Linked DNA regions of Homo sapiens: region 1 is linked to region 2. The links are chromatin loops, found by intact Hi-C in ENCODE. Cell type or tissue: CD4-positive, alpha-beta T cell. All regions are shown on one strand. Each heading gives the region's core, and the rest is flanking DNA. Links, peaks and the distances in the headings are about the cores only.

The links. A loop is a pair of places that touch in the nucleus more often than their neighbours do. Peaks named below come from ENCODE experiments on the same cell type or tissue, not always from the same donor. Only the 100,000 strongest peaks of a DNase experiment are listed, where the experiment ranks them.
Region 1: a loop joins it to region 2, with 11 times the contacts of the local background. A loop is called at or near these places in 8 of 110 quality-filtered maps.

What each region holds. Positions count from the first base shown.
Region 1 is chr1:242,463,950-242,472,286 of GRCh38, forward strand. The region is part of intron 1 of PLD5 (phospholipase D family member 5); the gene reads right to left. Among named protein-coding and RNA genes, the nearest start is that of PLD5, 57 kb to the right of the region's middle. In CD4-positive, alpha-beta T cell, for the core only: a CTCF peak has its summit at 3,765; no DNase peak of the experiment used is centred there.
Region 2 is chr1:244,268,768-244,277,104 of GRCh38, forward strand. The region is part of intron 1 of LOC105373262 (a long non-coding RNA gene); the gene reads right to left. Among named protein-coding and RNA genes, the nearest start is that of SPMIP3, 80 kb to the right of the region's middle. RefSeq lists a silencer at 4,295-4,521. In CD4-positive, alpha-beta T cell, for the core only: CTCF peaks have their summits at 4,412 (motif pointing left) and 4,614; DNase peaks (open chromatin) are centred at 4,444 and 5,244.

The DNA of each region.
Region 1 (8,337 bases), core at 251-8,250, 1.8 Mb before region 2:
CATTCAGTTATACCGAGTACCTCCATTCCCCACCTCTCCACTGACATTGCTCACATTAAGGTTGCCCATGGCCTCCACGCTGCCAAGTCCAAACCCCAATTCTCGATTTTAATCTTACTTAATCTTTCGGAGCACTTCACGTAGTCATTCATTCCTCCTCCTTGACACAATTTTCTCACTTGCCCTTTCAGTACATGCAACTCTCTTGTTTTTCTGTCCACTTCACATGTCCCTTCTTTTTGACCCAACCTCTTAATTTTGGAGTACCTTTGAGCCCTTTATTGTCCCCTAGTCCCAAGGATTTCAATGGCAAGTAAGTGCCAGTGGCTCCTATATTATATTTCAGCCCAAATCTATTTATCTTTCCAATGTCTACTCAACAGTGCTACCTGGATGTTTAGGAGGCATCTCACCCTGCCCAAACTCAACGCTGATCATCCCATTCTTCCCTATTTAGCACATAGCTTTCCTTACCTCAGTTACGGCAATTCTATTTTTGTAGGCCAAAAGCTTTGTAATCAAACTTGCAAGGGTGGCTCTAATAAAAATTTAAAACCATAATAGAAAATAACAAAAGGTGGTGAGGAAACCCTCATTCTCTCATTCTGGTGAGACTATAAAATAGTACAGCCACTGTGGAAACAGTTTGGAAGTTCCTCAAAAGGTTAAACACAGAAATACCAAGTAATCCAGCAATTCCAACTCTAGGTATATACCCCAAAGAACTGAAAACAAGGATTGAAACAAACATACATTTTCATCATCATACCATCACCATGGTCAGCAGTGGAAACAGCCCAAATGTCCATCGATGAATGAATAGAGAAGCACAACATGGTGTCTATCCATACAGTGAAATAGCACTCCACCCTAAAGAGGAGTGAAGTGCTGACACATGCTACATGATAGACTTTGAAGACATTATGCTAAGTGACAGAAGCCAGACACGAAAGGTCACATATTGTGTGATTCCCTTTACATACAATGTCTAGAATATGTAAATCTACAGAAGTAGAAATTATCTTTGTGGTTGCCAGAGGCTTGGAAAAGGAAAAAATGGCAGGTGACTCTTTCTGGGTATGAGTTTCCTTATGGGGTGACAAAAATGTTTTAGAACTAAATAGAAGTGATCACATCATCGCGAACATACCAAATGCCACTGAATTGTACATTGAAATGGCTCATTTTAGGCTACATGAATTTCACCTCAATTAAGGAAAGAGAATCTTCCTTGACTCCTTTCTTTCACTGATACTCCAAATTTAATCTCTCAGGAAATCACTCGGACTCTACACTCAAAATACATAAATATATCCAGAAGCCGAACCTTTCTCACCTGCACACTATTACCAGTCTGATCCAGCCCAACATGATCTTTCTTTTGGATTATTACATGGACTCCTAATTGGTCTCCTTTATTATACTCTTATCACCTTATAACCTATAGTAGATTCTCAAACACAACGTGCAATCAGATCATGTCACTTGTCTACTTGAAACTCTGCAATGGCTTCCCATTTATTTCAGGGCAAGAGCTAAAGTTTTAACAATGGCCCAGGAGGCTCTGCATGATCTTGTTTCCTGGGCTCTGCTGCTAATCTCTCCCCTCTTCCATTTATTCTACTTTTATTCTCACACTTGTTCCCTCCAGTGCAGCCACACTGGCCTCTCTGCTGTTCTTCACAAATGCCAGGCACGGCCGGGCACAGTGGCCTACGCCTGTAATCCCAGCACTTTGGGAGGCTGAGGCGGGTGGATCATGAGGTCAGGAGTTCAAGACTGGCCTGGCCAAGATGGCGAAACCCCATCTCTACTAAAAATACAAAAAAAATTAGCCAGGCATGGTGGCGGATGCCTGTAATCCCAGCTACTCGGGAGGCTGAGGCAGAGAATTGCTTGAACCTGGGAGGCGGAGGTTGCAGTGAGCCGAGATCGTGCCACTGCACTCTAGCCTAGGCAACAGAGCAAGACTCTGGCTCATGGAGGGAAAGAAAACAGAAATGCCAGGCACATCCTTACCCAGTCTCAGATGCTCTTCCTCTGGAAAACCACTTGGCTAATTCCTTTACCTCCTTCAAGGCTTTGCTCAGATCACATCTTGTCAAAGAGTCTTATCCTGGCCACTTCATTTTATGCTGAATACTGCCCACCTCCCACATACAATTCTGATTCCCCCATCCTACTCTAATTTTACTTTTTTCTCTGTAGCACTTTTCTAATATAACATATAATTGCAAAATAGTATTATGTGTCTTCCCTTGTTAGGCTGTAAGCTTCATGAAGGGAAGTATTTTTGTTTGTTTTGTTGCCTGATGTATCCTAGGTGTGTAGCGCTGGCATACAGGAGATATTCAGTAATATTTACTGAATAGAACTGTAGAAAAACGGACCATCAAGATACTCAACAGATTAATAATAGTGACTGCTAGTGAGAAATTAGTACGGGCATGCAATTAGGGACAGGTTCAAAAGAGACTTTATCTAATGGGTAAAGAAAATGTGGTATATATACACAAAGGAATGCTATTCAGCCTTAAAAAAGAAGGAAATTCTTGTCATTTGCAACAACATGGATGAACCTGTACGACATTAAGCTAAGTGAAAGAAGCCAGGCACAAAAAGACAAACGCTGCATGCTCTTACTTATAAAAAGTGGAGCTCGGCTGGGCGCGGCGGCTCACACCTGTAATCCCAGCACTTTGATAGGCCAAGGCGGGCAGATGACTTGAGTTAAGGAGTTCGAGACCAGCCTGGCCAACATGGTGAAACCCTGTCTCTATTAAAATCACAAAAATTAGCCCGACACAATGGCATGCACCTGCACTTCCAGTTACTGGGGAGGCTGAGGCAGGAGAATCGCTTGAACCCAGGAGGCGGAAGTTGCAGTGAGCTGAGATTGCGCCACTGCACTCCAGCCTGCGGTACAGAGTGAGACTCCATCTCAAAAAAAAAAAAAAGTGGAACTTATAGAAATAGAATAGAGCGCTGGTTACCAGGGCTGAGTGGGGAGGGTTGGGAAATAGGAAGATGTAGTTCAAAGGCTAACAAGTTTCAGTTAGGAGGAATAAGTTTTCAAGATCTATTGCACAGCATAGTGACTATAGTTAACAATAATATATTTCAAAATTGTGAGAATAATCTATTTTAAATGTCCTCACCATAAAAAAGGTAAGTCTGTGAAGTGACGGATATGTTAAGTAGCTTAATTTAATCATCCCACAATGTAAATACGTATGTCAAAACATCACATTGTAACAATTCTCACTTGTTAATTATAATAAAATTTAATAAATAAATTATTTTTACTAAAAGAAACTTTGTCTTTCTCTGCAATGTTTTGTTTCTTTTTAGTTAAAAATGGTAATGTATATTCAGTGTTACCAAATGTTAACACTTGTCAATTCTGGATATCTTGAAGGTAGTGGTTATAGTAGTCTGTGCACTTTTGTACTGCTTAAATTTCTCAACATTTTAAGTACAAGCAAGAAAAGAAAGGCTTTGTGGTTTTTATAGCAAAGAGTCCCTTTGCTCCTCCAAAAAGAATAAAAGTAGTCTTCTTAGAATTCCTGTAGCAATCTCGTTTCTTGACCAAATATAGCAATTTGGCAATTACCTCATCCCCTCCCTTATCACTAGAAAATGGAGCTAGCAGAGTTATGAATACAGAAATATGATCTTCTTCATTAACTTGACCTCTCAACACTGTGCAATGATGGGAAAATCCAAGTTAAACAGAACCGGCGTTCCTAAGACACAATCATTGAAGTTACCATGAGGGCCCACCAGGTGGTGTGTGTGCATGGGAGTCCTTACTACTGAACGATGGTTCCCAAGCATCCCTGAGAAGCACCATCCCAAAATGGCCTTTGTTAGAGAGTTTATAAGCTGTTTCAGTCTATCTGTGACTTAGGTACTCATGAGTGAGTTCAGAGCTCTGAAGAAAGCCCCTTCCACTGTGCCCCCAGTAGAACCGCCCCCCAAAGCAATATCTCTATGTCACAGAGCCCTACAATCTCTTGGCAGAATTAAAATTGTATTTATTTTGGAAAATAAAACTGTGTGTACACTCATTTCCTTCTCAAACATTTCACAGCAAAACAAAAGTTGGAGTGCCAAGAGTTATAAAATTAGAGAGGAAATGAAAATCTGTTATTTTCATAACAAGGTCTTTTAACATAGCCAAAGTATTTTGAGTTCCAAAACAACTCACATCCCCAAATGGTAGTTTTCATAGTGATTTATTGACTTTAAGCATTTGTGATGGGCTGTAACCTAATTTTGAACAGAGCCATTTTTAAGTTATGCTGGAAGCTGCTGGATAATCTTTCCAATATGATGGTTAGATCAACACCTAATATACAGACAAACTGTATGTAATAGCCTCATAATATGCCAGCCAGATACGTAAATTATCCTTATTTTTTTCATTGCAAAGTGAGATAAGCTTGTAGTAAATAAATTCAAGTAATTTGGGGGCAAAGTAAAATAGAATAGCCTTTCTTTACTTTTCACTGACATTTCACTCCTCAAATTAATTAAATAACTTACTTCTTAAATTACTGTGGACAGTGTTGTGCCTATATCTGCAGACCTTTACAAACATGATTTTAATTTTTATTATACTAATTGAGATTTTACCATACACATTGTTCTGAAACATTCTACTCTTTACTTAACAGTTTTTATGATGGACTATTCTGGGTCAATATCAGCATATGTAAATACATACACACACACACATACACACACACGCACACACACACACATACACACACATATATATATACTTTTTCCCATCAATTTCTTTGATGACAATGGTATTTCACAAAATAATAATAGCAATAACAACCACAGCAAACACTTCCATAATTCTTACTATGCATCATGCTCCACGTGGTTTACACATTTTAACTCAACCATGACTCACAACAACCCTATAAGATAGGTACTATTTCTTATCCCCTTTACTGATGAAAAAACTGAGACATGAGAAGAAAAATAACTTCCTCAAGAGCATACAGCTAGTGAGCAGTGAAGCCGTGATTCAGACTCAGGCAGTCTGGTTCCAAAGTCCACAGTCGTAACTGCCACACTAGACTGATTAGCTGCAAACTGCTTAAGAGTCCCCCTGGAAATGGACATCTGGATTGCCTCTTTGTTTACTACTTTAAACAATGCCACAATAAATATCCTAAAAATATATGCATCAGCGTATCTTGAAAGTGCATTTCTACAAGTGGGATTGCTTGTATAGATGTTTAAAGAGTTAGTAGGTATGCCAAATTGATCTCCAGAGAAGCTGTGCCTACATTCTCCCAAATGGGGATGCTTTCCTGCCCTACGCTGACCATAGATGTTACCAATCATTTTTCTTTTTTGATAAGCTGATAGACATAAAACAGAATCGTGATGTTTCTCTAATCTGTATGGCCATAATAATGTGTGAGTTCAGCAACATTTCAAGTATTTATTGTCCACTTGTATTTATTGGTCTCTGGATTCTGAATTTCACCTTCTCACATTTTGGTCCATTATTCTATTGAGTTGTCTTTTCTCATGTATTTGTAAAAGCTTTGTTTTCGATAGGGTCTTGCTCTGTGGCCCAGGCTGGGGTGCAGTGGTGTGGTCATAACTCACTGTAACCTTGAACTCCTAGACTCAAGTTATCCTCCCTCCTCAGCCTCCTGAGTAGCTGGGACTACAGACACAAGCCACTATGCCCAGCTAATTTTTAAAAAATTTTTAGACATGGGGTCTTGCTGTGTTGCCCAGGTGTAGAAGCTCTTTGCACCACACATCTTGCTGTCCAGGGAACATGCACGAACCCCTGCCAGCATCCCCATCCAGCACTTAGAACTATGGCTGCACAATCAGAACAGACTGCTGTGTAGGTCCAGAGAAGAAGAGCTGAAAACAGGACTCATAACGTCACAGTTGCTTCCCCAAAGCAAAATCACCAGCATAGTATACAGATAACAAAGCTTATCTGAGGCTATAGCCCACAATCCGCCCATGTAAAATCATTTCCCTTCATGATAAATACTGTATCGATCCAGCTTGATGCACCAGGAAAAGCAAACCAGATGGGTGCCAAGAAAATTGGGAGGGGCTGCCGGGTGCGGTGGCTCATGCCTGTAATCCCGGCACTCTGGGAGACGGAGGCGGGCGGATCACGAGGTCAGGAGATCGAGACCATCCTGGCTAACACAGTTAAACCCCGTCTCTACTAAAAATACAAAAAAAATTAGCCGGGCGTGGTGCGGGCGCCTGTACTCCCAGCTACTCGGGAGGCTGAGGCAGGAGAATGGCGTGAACCCCGGAGGCGGAGCTTGCAGTGAGCCGAGATCGCACCACTGCACTCCAGCTTGGGCGACAGAGCGACACTCGGTCTCAAAGAAAAAAAAAAAAGAAAGAAAGAAAGAAAGAAAGAAAAAAAAGAAAGAAAGAAAATTGGGAAAGGCTGTAGAATCCTACTGGCCTGGGTTTGGATTGTGGGGCCATCACTTATTTAACCGGGTGGATTTAGGCAAGATAGTTCATTTTTCCCACCTCTAAGCCTTCGTAGAACAAGAATCATAAAACCAACCATGCAATGTTACAAGAATTAAGAAAAATGTAATCAGCTACTAGAGTCTAGCCACATAATAGGTGTTCAATTATTAATACTGAATAATACTTCCTATTATTACTATTAACACTACAAATATCAATACTCGTGGTGATGAAGGAGAGGCAAATGTAATTGATATACTGGCTCTGCCAGCTTCGGTATGGATAAAACTAGATGGCATTCTTCTACTTTTCAAATTAAAACTCATGTCTACCTTCATTTACCCAACGAGTAAAAACTTATCTTCCTTTCCTGCCCCTGTCTTCTTTCTGTGTCCAGGAATCTCAGCTGTGCTCAGAAGCCCAGCTCCGCTTGCTTGTATCCTGCAGCGCTAATGCGGGACTCAGGCGCTCCCCTTTGAGGTTAGTGGGCTCCTCAAACACCAGTCCTTGTCCAAGACAATGTGGCCAGGTCTCTGGCACGAAAAACACTGTAGATCCCCTTCCAGGCCACAGTGGTTCTTTGAGCAGTGAGAGAGTCCAAGCACCAACATGACATAGGACTAAACTTATCAAGGGCTCCCTGGTGGAGCTGGCCTGGGCTGTCTGCCTTTCACCTCCTTAGACTCCTTCCCAGGGGGGCTATGTCAGAGCATCTGCCACCTCCCTGTTCCAGCTGCACCTACCCTTTACACCTCTCGGTTCCTGTCCTAAACCTGCAAATTCCTCCATCTCTGCCCCAGCCCCAAACCTTGTTCTGTTGCAGACTGCAAGAAATAATTTTGGAAAAAAAATCAGTGCTGGTTACTCTAGGATGTCCTTTTCTCCTTCCATTTTACAAGAGACCTTCCTCAGATTTAGGCTACTCCTGAGGAGCCAATCCCATTGCAGCTGCCTATGAGGCAGCAGGAAGTGAAGGTCTTGGAAGCCCATAACTGACTCACTTTGGTGCTTAGGAAGTTAATTCCTGAGCGAAATGGGTTTAAAATATATCATCCACCTTGCTAGACCCTCAAGGTTTAGTTGTTCTTCTATATCTAGTACTGTAAATACTAGATATCCATGTTTTATTTTATTTTCTTAACCTCCAAATACCTTGAGATTTTATGAGAAAAGAGAAAAAAGGACATATAAAAAGAGAAAAGGGACAGAGGAGAATTTAAAGAAGTACCGTAAATACTAGATATCCATACACAATACACAATGACAACACTGGCTGGATTCCTAAAACAGAGTTTTAGATGAACTATGACTATTTTGGTGAGAGTATTTCCTACAACAAAATGTGTTCTGAACTTTGAAGCCAATCAAGTTTGTTACATAATGAGCTGGAGAAGAACCAAGATTATGATTTTTCTTCATGTTCCTACTGTTAGCTATCCCAGTTTATGGAGTATTTGAAAGCAATTTGCTTTAATTAAGTCAGTGAAGTGATAGAAACTTGCTGAAAACATTGACTAAGCTGCTTCCACAGACCATCCTTTTTTAAATTAAGGGACTCTGGGAGACCACCCTGTTCGATTTCAATAACCCACAAGATTATGTATTTCACTTGGTGTTGCAAAAATATCTAAGCACATTGAACTTAAAACTGTGGAAAAAGAAAGCACTGCTGATTTGTTCATGGAAGGGCAGGTGTTTGCATTTAAATTGGACTTGTTCACAGAGCAGAAAATGGAGTCTGCACTCATTTCCCACCACGGAGCTACTTGGGGCTCAGTGGAATCATTGATTTTGAGAAACTGAAGATGCATGGGCTTGATAACCTCACAATTTCTAAAGATATTC
Region 2 (8,337 bases), core at 104-8,103:
AAATATGACAAGGAGGCAAATCCTTTCTATTATAAAGGATTACAATGAAAAAAGAAAAAAAAAAAAGCAAGCCCTGCCCCTTCAGCCCCAGATTCTGGTGTGTAGCACACATTGGAAATGATCACCCATGCCCTAATTTTACCGACTAGAAAACGGACATGAAGCTGGCGAGTCACATGCCCCAAGTAAACAAGCTGCACACCCTGAGCTCGCCTGTCCCAGCAAGGCCTCCTGAGAGGGGACGGGGGACACCAGCCGCTTTCCACCCACCCCTCCATCACCTCCCCTGAAATCCTCACACCCTGCGTCTTCCCTGGATCTTGGCAGAACCCAAATTCCTATCCTGTTTGAAATTCTTTCTGCTATTTCAGATTTCTCTTTGGGGATGAATTGAGGTCTGCCTCCGAAAACGAGAAGTCCAGGTATGGAAAAAAAGTCTCTAGAATTTGCCACACACTGGGCGGCCTCTGGATCCGTGGGAAGCTCAGTCCTTCTTACATTTTTATCTCAAATGATTTCACTACCCTTCCAGCCTCGCAGGGAGAACCCGTGGCGTGTCGCCGGCTGCTCTCTCTTCCTCTACCTGGAAGGGGCATCGGGGGTTGCCCGGTTCAGCCCCAGAAGGAAAGTGAAACTGACAGGAGAGAAACAGCCTCTCCAAAGTCACATGGACACGAGCCATCATTCCCAACCAACCAAAGGACAGGGCGTCAGCCCGAAGACCCTGTGTTCATCCCAGAACGGCTACATTGGACATGAATTTTGAGAATCAGTCTCTGAGGTTCTAGATGGTGCTTTTGTTTCCATCAGTGACTTTCCTGTGCCCACCCAGAGCGGAAAACAGGGATTCTATGAAGAAGTAGGAGCTCTCTCCCCAGGCCCCACACACAGCCTGGCAACCCTGCCTCCCATGGGCACCGCTACTCCTGCCCCAGCACTGACTGGGCATGGGAGGACTCCTAAACCACCACCACCACCTCTCCTAATGTCATGGGCAAGAAGGGGGGAATTCCTGCACCTAATAACTCAAATCTGGTAGCCAAGCTGATTTGGGACAGGGATAGACAGTTATTGTTAAAGAGAATATTAGATTAAAGTGTACAATTAAAAGATCTTGTCAGCCATGTGCGGTGGCTCACGCCTGTAATCCCAACACTTTGGGAGGTTGAGGTGGGTGGATCACTTGAGGTTAGGAGTTTGAGACCAGCCTGGCCAACATGGTGAAACCCTGTCTTTACTAAAAGTACAGAAATTTAGCAGGGCGTGGTGGTGCACACCTGTAATCCCAGCTACTCAGGAGGGTGAGGCAGGAGAATTGCCTGAACCCTGGAGGCAGGGTTGCAGTGAGCCGAGATCACACCACTGCACTCCAGCCTGGGCGACAGGGCAAGACTCCATCAAAAAAAAAAAAAATACTAATCATCCCTTCAAGCACTTACTTTAACATTCAACAAACATCAGGCTCCTAGCAAGTGTATGGGAATTAAGTGTGGACAGATTATTAGTATGCCATCCTTGCCTCTCGAACAGGTGATGACTTGTAAGAATGAACTCTTCAGTGTGGGGCAGGGGACGGAGCATGCATTAGAGTCAGACAGAACTAGATAGAGTTCTAGACAGAGCTCTGCTGCTTCCTAGAATAAGACTTGAGCACATTATCTAATCTCTCAGTATTTATCTATAAAGTTGGCATAATAATGAAAATCTCCCCCAGATCTTGCAAGGATTCAGTAACGTAGTACCGTGCTTGGCACAGCATAGTGTTGGGTACATATTAGACAGTTAAGATTCCAGCCTCCAATCCTCCTCCTTCAGTTTCTTCATCTCTAAAGTTTGCTATTGTGTTGGCTTTACCTACCTATAGCTATGAACTGAATGTGTGTATGTCCCCAAAATTCATATGTTGAAGCCTTACTCTCCAATGTGACAGTATTTGGAGGTGGGGCCTTTGGGGGATGATCAGGTCATAAGGGTGGGGCCCTGATGAATGGAATTAGTGCCCTTATGAGAACAGACACAAGAGCACTCTCTCACTCTCTCTGCCACATGAAGATACAGTGAGAAAAAGCCACCTGCCAACCAGGAAGGGGACCCTCGCCAGACTCTGGATCGGCCTGCTCCTTGATCTTAGACTTCCCAGCCTCCCACCTTCAGAACTCAGGAATAAAATGTTGTTGCTCAAACCACCCAGCCAAGCCAAGCCAAGACACTATCTCACAAACCCAGACTTCCTGACACATAAACCCAAGAGCACCACACAGATACATTTCCTCATAAGGACTGTCAAGTCTCTGATTGAAAAAATTAAGAATTCTATTTAAGGTGGGTGGATAGACTGGGAATGTGAAAGGACTCTACAAAAATGAATGATACATCTTTGCTTAGATCTGGAATATGCTGGAAAATACTAAGTCACAGACCAAGTCCTCCTTTGCAATGTCAGCAAACTTTGACCCAAGGGCCGAATTTGTTTCCCCTCCTGCCTATTTTTCTCTTACACTGGAACACAGCCATGCTCATTCATGTACGTATTCTCTACAGCTGCTTGTACGCTAAAACCCCAAAAGTGAATAGTTGTAACTGAGCCTGTATGGCCTGCAAAGCCTAAAGTATTGACTATCTGGCCCTTTCCAGAAAAGTTTTCAACCCCTGATCTATTGGAATACATTTGAGTCTTCTATCGTAAGTGTCCATAAATCTGAGGCTGAATGCTGGAAATTGAACTATTTAGCTCTAGAGCCAGTTAAGGTTTACAAGGCCCAGTGGTTGGAAATTGAGACCAAATGAATCTGAAGGTGAGAACCAAGAGGTTTCCGCCTCATCACTGTGTAGTTCTGAAGCGAACTGTAGATCAAAAGAAGGCTTGAAAAGAAAAAAGCAACAAAATAAAAATGAGTTTTTTAAATGCTAGGCAGCAAAATGGAATTGAAACAGGACTAACCTGAGAGTTAGCCAGCTGTGCCGTAGTGCCTGGTCTGCCACCAATGAGGTGTGCGATGGGGGCAATTGCTTCACTTCCCAGGGGCTGTTACATGATTTGTAAAATGAAAGGCTCACTCATTCACCAAACATTTCTTGAACTCCTCCTAGGGGGAGCTTGCTGTCTTAGACACGAACGTCTGGACCCGCTAATCTCTAAGATGCCTTTCCAGCTTTAGAGCTCAATTTAAAGTGTTGGGTGATACCGGAGCTTTGTGGAGTGGCTATGCGAGGTGCCTGGAGTTAACATTCACACAGTGCTTTTGGTTCTGCGGCATTTTAATGATATTCACCATGGTAGTAATTTATCGCCATCTCTTCTTTCCAAATAGATAGCGTATTAGTGTAAGTCCAGTCCATCAAGCAAGCTTCTTCCATCTGCGAGGGAGGAGGCAGCCCCCGGACAGCTGTGGTTGGGACCTTCACCTTGAATTATGTAACAGTAGCAGGGGATGGGCAGATTGGCCTTCTGAATTATGCTTCCTTAGACTGGCATTTACATGAGTTCGCGGACCCTAAACACTCACCAGCAGACACAGCGAGGATGGCTTTATCCCTGGAGTAATTAATCCATGTAGCAAAGGGATCTCCAAGGTGCTGCCAACAGTCTTGGGATAATTGAGACCTTACAGCAAATAAATCCCCCAGAATCACGACCGCTTTCACCATCCCAAAGCCCCAAAGTGAGAACCACCTTCCAAAAACTCAGAATCCAAAGCCTGTTAATCCCCTTTTGTGGCAAGCCCATCCTCCTGGCCTGCCTGCCCTGCTCTCCTCCCCCATAATACCCATTCAGGGCAGTGACCCCAGTTGGCAACCCGGAGCCGCGTGGGCTGTGGTCAAACGACACCCAGATGAAAACTGCAGCTGATGGCCTGGCCTTTCGGGTCAGTAGCTGCTGTGCACAGCTCTCTCCCTGCCTCCTGAAGTTCAAATGCCAGCCTGATTTCTATCTGGAAGCATCCCAGCCCAAACATGGAACAAAAGTTCCCTCTGACAAGCCCATTTGGGTTCCAAAGTATGTTTTTATGTTTGTTGGCAAATAGAACTGTCACCAGCAACAATAACAACACTGTTTTCCCTCCACTGAAGCTACTTCATTTCTTCACATTTGTTCCAGGGCTGGAACTGGACAGATGAATAATGTAGGCTAGGCGGCTGGCCCAAGTCCTGACCTCGTGCCTCCAAAAGCAAACACAGAGGTGAAAATGGAGACTTGTTTGTTTGAACTCTCACTGCCTAATTTAAAAAAGAAAAGGCAAAAAGAAAAACAAACCTCCCACCATCCTATTTCATCAATGTAGACACTGATGGGTTTTGTTTTGTTTTGTTTTGTTTTTCTTTTCTTTTCTTTTCTTTTTTTTTTTTTTTTTTTTCCATGTCTTACTTTTTGAAACATGGAACTACAGCCCTCTACTGGTGCAAGGAATGAAGCCAATTTCTCAATCATCGAGGCTACCCTGCCATCTTGTGGCCATGTGAGGGATGCACACGTGTAGATCAATTTCTCAGCATCACAAAACAGTCTAGGTAAGACGTTGGAAGGGTTCTTCAAAATATTCACATGGACTTTCATTTAAGACATTTCTTGTATCGTTTGGGGAAAACATCAATGGGATTTGGAGTCAGAATGTTGGTTCCTGCGTTTAAGCTCTGTCAGTGATTTGTGACATCATCCCTGAGCAAATAATTTCATTTTTAGGAACCTGTTTTCTCATCTGTAAAATGGAGGTCATAATAAATGTTTGATTCTTGGAGTTTTGTAGTGTTTACATAAGATCATGCATATGAAGAGTGCCTTGTCCACTTTAAAATCATATGCACATGAATATATTAAAAATCCCTAGAGAAGTAGTTTCTATCATCATACTTGGTAAAACTTTAGAAACTTGAAATCGGTTTCAATGACTAACCTTACTATAGTCTAAAGCCCTGGCCTCAGAATAAAGAGAAGGACTTTACACTGTCTCATGCTTTCCTAAAGATACATACTGCCAAGTCCTCTCCGTTTTCATTTTTCTGATTTAAGTCAAGTCAGTTTCTTCGGCCTTGCTTCACGGGGCCAGCCAATGAATAATGAGGAGTGTAGATGCGTCTTGGGAGGTGAAATAACTTTGCTTACATGGAATCGCAAAGTGCTCATTAGTGTGGGGGCTTAGGTATTTGGCTCCCTCGTCTTTTGGAAAAAGCCCAAACCAGACACAGCAGCTAAAGGAGCCCTCATAGGATGTCTGTGCTGCACGATGCTGACGCAAGATGACTCATCACACACTAGCTGGGTTTGGCCACTGCTTCTGTGCAGCTGTTTGCAGAAAGCCAAAAATTTCTGGTGCCAAGCTGGGGGCTTGGTGAACAAACCCAAATGTTACTGTCCTCATCTCCTGCTAAATTTCAGTCCTGCTCGGGCCGTGGCCCAACCAGTGTTAAGTCTACTGATGAAAGTCCAAGTCACTGTCCTCTGTGCCCTCTCGTTACTGTGTCCTCAGGTTACTGAATTTATCATTCATCTCACTGATGCATAAGGTAGGCTTAGGGTACATTTGGCAGCAGGATCAATAGTTTTGCAAAGAGAAAATAGATGCCAGCCAAAGGAACATCGAATCCTTGGGCGAATGATGAGGACGGATGACTCATGTCCAGGCCATCTTCCCTCCGGGCTGGGCTCCGCTGTCTCCATACTCACCTTCTGTCTCCAAGTTTGGTTCACTAGGCCCATCCTCAGGAAGCCTCCCTTAGGATCCAGGATGAGTCACCAGCACCCCAAGTGTGCTCGCTGGTGAGGATTATAGGAGGGGGAGGTAGGCTGTGTCTACAGGAGATCCTGGGGCACATCTGGGGGATGGAGGTGAAAGGTTATCCCTCTGTCCTACAGAATGAGGGTCCCCCTTCAATCCCCTAGAGGTGACATGCCAGAACGCCTGAATCAGAGAAGGCACTCATTCCTCCCACCTAACTCTTTTTATTTTTTTTAATACTGAGTCTTGCTCTGTCACTCAGGCTGGAGGGCAGTGGTGGGCTCCCAGATCACTGCAACCTCCGCCTCTCAGGTTCAAGTGATTCTCCTGCCTCAGCCTCCCGAGTAGCTGGGATTATAAGTGCACACCACCATGCCCAGCTAACTTTTGTATTTTTGGTAGAGATGGGGTTTCATCATGTTGGCCAGGCTGGTCTCGAACTCCTGACCTCAAGCAATCCACCTGTCTTGGCCTCCCAAAGTGCTGGGATTACAGGCGTGAGCCATTGCACCCGGCCTCTTCCACCAAACTCTTACAGGGTTATCCCAGAATCTTCCAGAGACACCACCCTGTGGATGCAACCTGGGGCTTTCTTCTCCACAGGCCATGTCTGAAAATAGGAGGTTCTTCCTCTCTTCCACACTGGGAGAGAGATAGCAGTCAGGGAGAGAGAGCAGACGGGGAGAGAGATAGCAGTCAGGGAGAGATAGCAGTCAGGGAGAGATAGCAGTCAGGGAGAGAGATAGCAGTCAGGGAGAGAGAGCAGACAGGGAGAGAGATAGCAGTCAGGGAGAGAGATAGCAGTCAGAGAGAGAGAGAGCAGACAGAGAGAGATAGCAGACAGGGAGAGATAGCAGACAGGGAGAGATAGTCAGAGATAGATAGCAGATGGGGAGAGATAGCAGTCGGGGAGACATAGCAGTCAGGGAGAGAGATAGCAGTCCGACAGAGATAACAGACAGGGAGAGATAGCAGTCGGGGAGAGATAGCAGTCAGGGAGAGATAGCAGTGAGGGAGAGATAGCAGTGAGGGAGAGATAGCAGTCAGAGAGAGAGATAGCAGTGAGGGAGAGAGATAGCAGTGAGGGAGAGATAGCAGACAGAGAGAGAGATAGCAGTGAGGGAGAGAGATAGCAGTGAGGGAGAGAGATAGCAGTCAGGGAGAGATAGCAGTGAGGGAGAGAGATAGCAGACAGAGAGAGAGATAGCAGTGAGGGAGAGAGATAGCAGACAAAGAGAGAGATAGCAGTGAGGGAGAGAGATAGCAGACAGAGAGAGAGATAGCAGTGAGGGAGAGACAGCAGTGAGGGAGAGAGATAGCAGTGAGGGAGAGAGATAGCAGACAGAGAGATAGCAGTGAGGGAGAGATAGCAGTGAGGGAGAGAGATAGCAGTGAGGGAGAGAGATAGCAGTGAGGGAGAGTGATAGCAGTGAGGGAGAGAGATAGCAGTGAGGGAGAGAGATAGCAGTGAGGGAGAGAGATAACAGTGAGGGAGAGATAGCAGTGAGGGAGAAATAGCAGTCAGGGAGAGATAGCAGTGAGGGAGAGAGATAGCAGTGAGGGAGAGAGATAGCAGTGAGGGAGAGAGATAACAGTGAGGGAGAGATAGCAGTGAGGGAGAAATAGCAGTCAGGGAGAGATAGCAGTGAGGGAGAGAGATAGCAGTGAGGGAGAGAGATAGCAGTGAGGGAGAGAGATAGCAGTGAGGGAGAGAGATAGCAGTCAGGAAGAGATAGCAGTCAGAGAGAGAGATAGCAGTCAGGGAGAGATAGCAGTCAGGGAGAGATAGCAGTGAGGGAGAGAGATAGCAGTGAGGGAGAGAGCAGTGAGGGAGAGATAGCAGGCAAAGAGAGAGATAGCAGTGAGGGAGAGATAGCAGGCAAAGAGAGAGATAGCAGTCAGGGAGAAAGAGAGCAGTCAGAGAGAGATAGCAGTCAGGGAGAGAGAGAGCAGTGAGGGAGAGATAGCAGGCAAAGAGAGAGATAGCAGTCAGAGAGAGAGATAGCAGTCAGAGAGAGATAGCAGTAAGGGAGAGACAGCAGACAGAGAGGGATAGCAGACAGAGAGAGAGATAGCAGTGAGGGAGAGAGAGCAGTCTGGGTTTTCCTTCAGGAAGGTGCGAGAAGGTGAGGTTTTCTTTAGAGGTTTTTCATGTTCTTTTTAAACACTTAACATGAGCCAAATGAGAGTGGGAATTAAAGGTATGATGGCCAAATCTGACCTGAAGCACCCACTGTCTAACAAGAGCGGAACTGGTGATGGCCACAATAATACTGCAGACATCTCTTGGAGTTTTCTGTAATACATGGAAAAACACCAGCCTTGGAAACTCAGACATCTGGGTTTGAGTGCCAGCCACGAGGCTAAAAGATTCCAGAAGGCCAGAGGGGGAGAGTGTCAGAGTCCACTGCTAGACTGACTGGATGTCTTCACATACAGGACTGGCAAACGGACACTTGTAAGTTTGGAAAATTTGACAGCAAAACAACAGAGAAGGGGGCACTGCCAGCTTTAAATACAATCCAATGAATTAATTTATTTGGAGAAATAATCTCATTTTAGGATATTCTTTTTTATTTATTTAGGATAAACCTATTAATAAAACGGGTAATATGTTACCTGT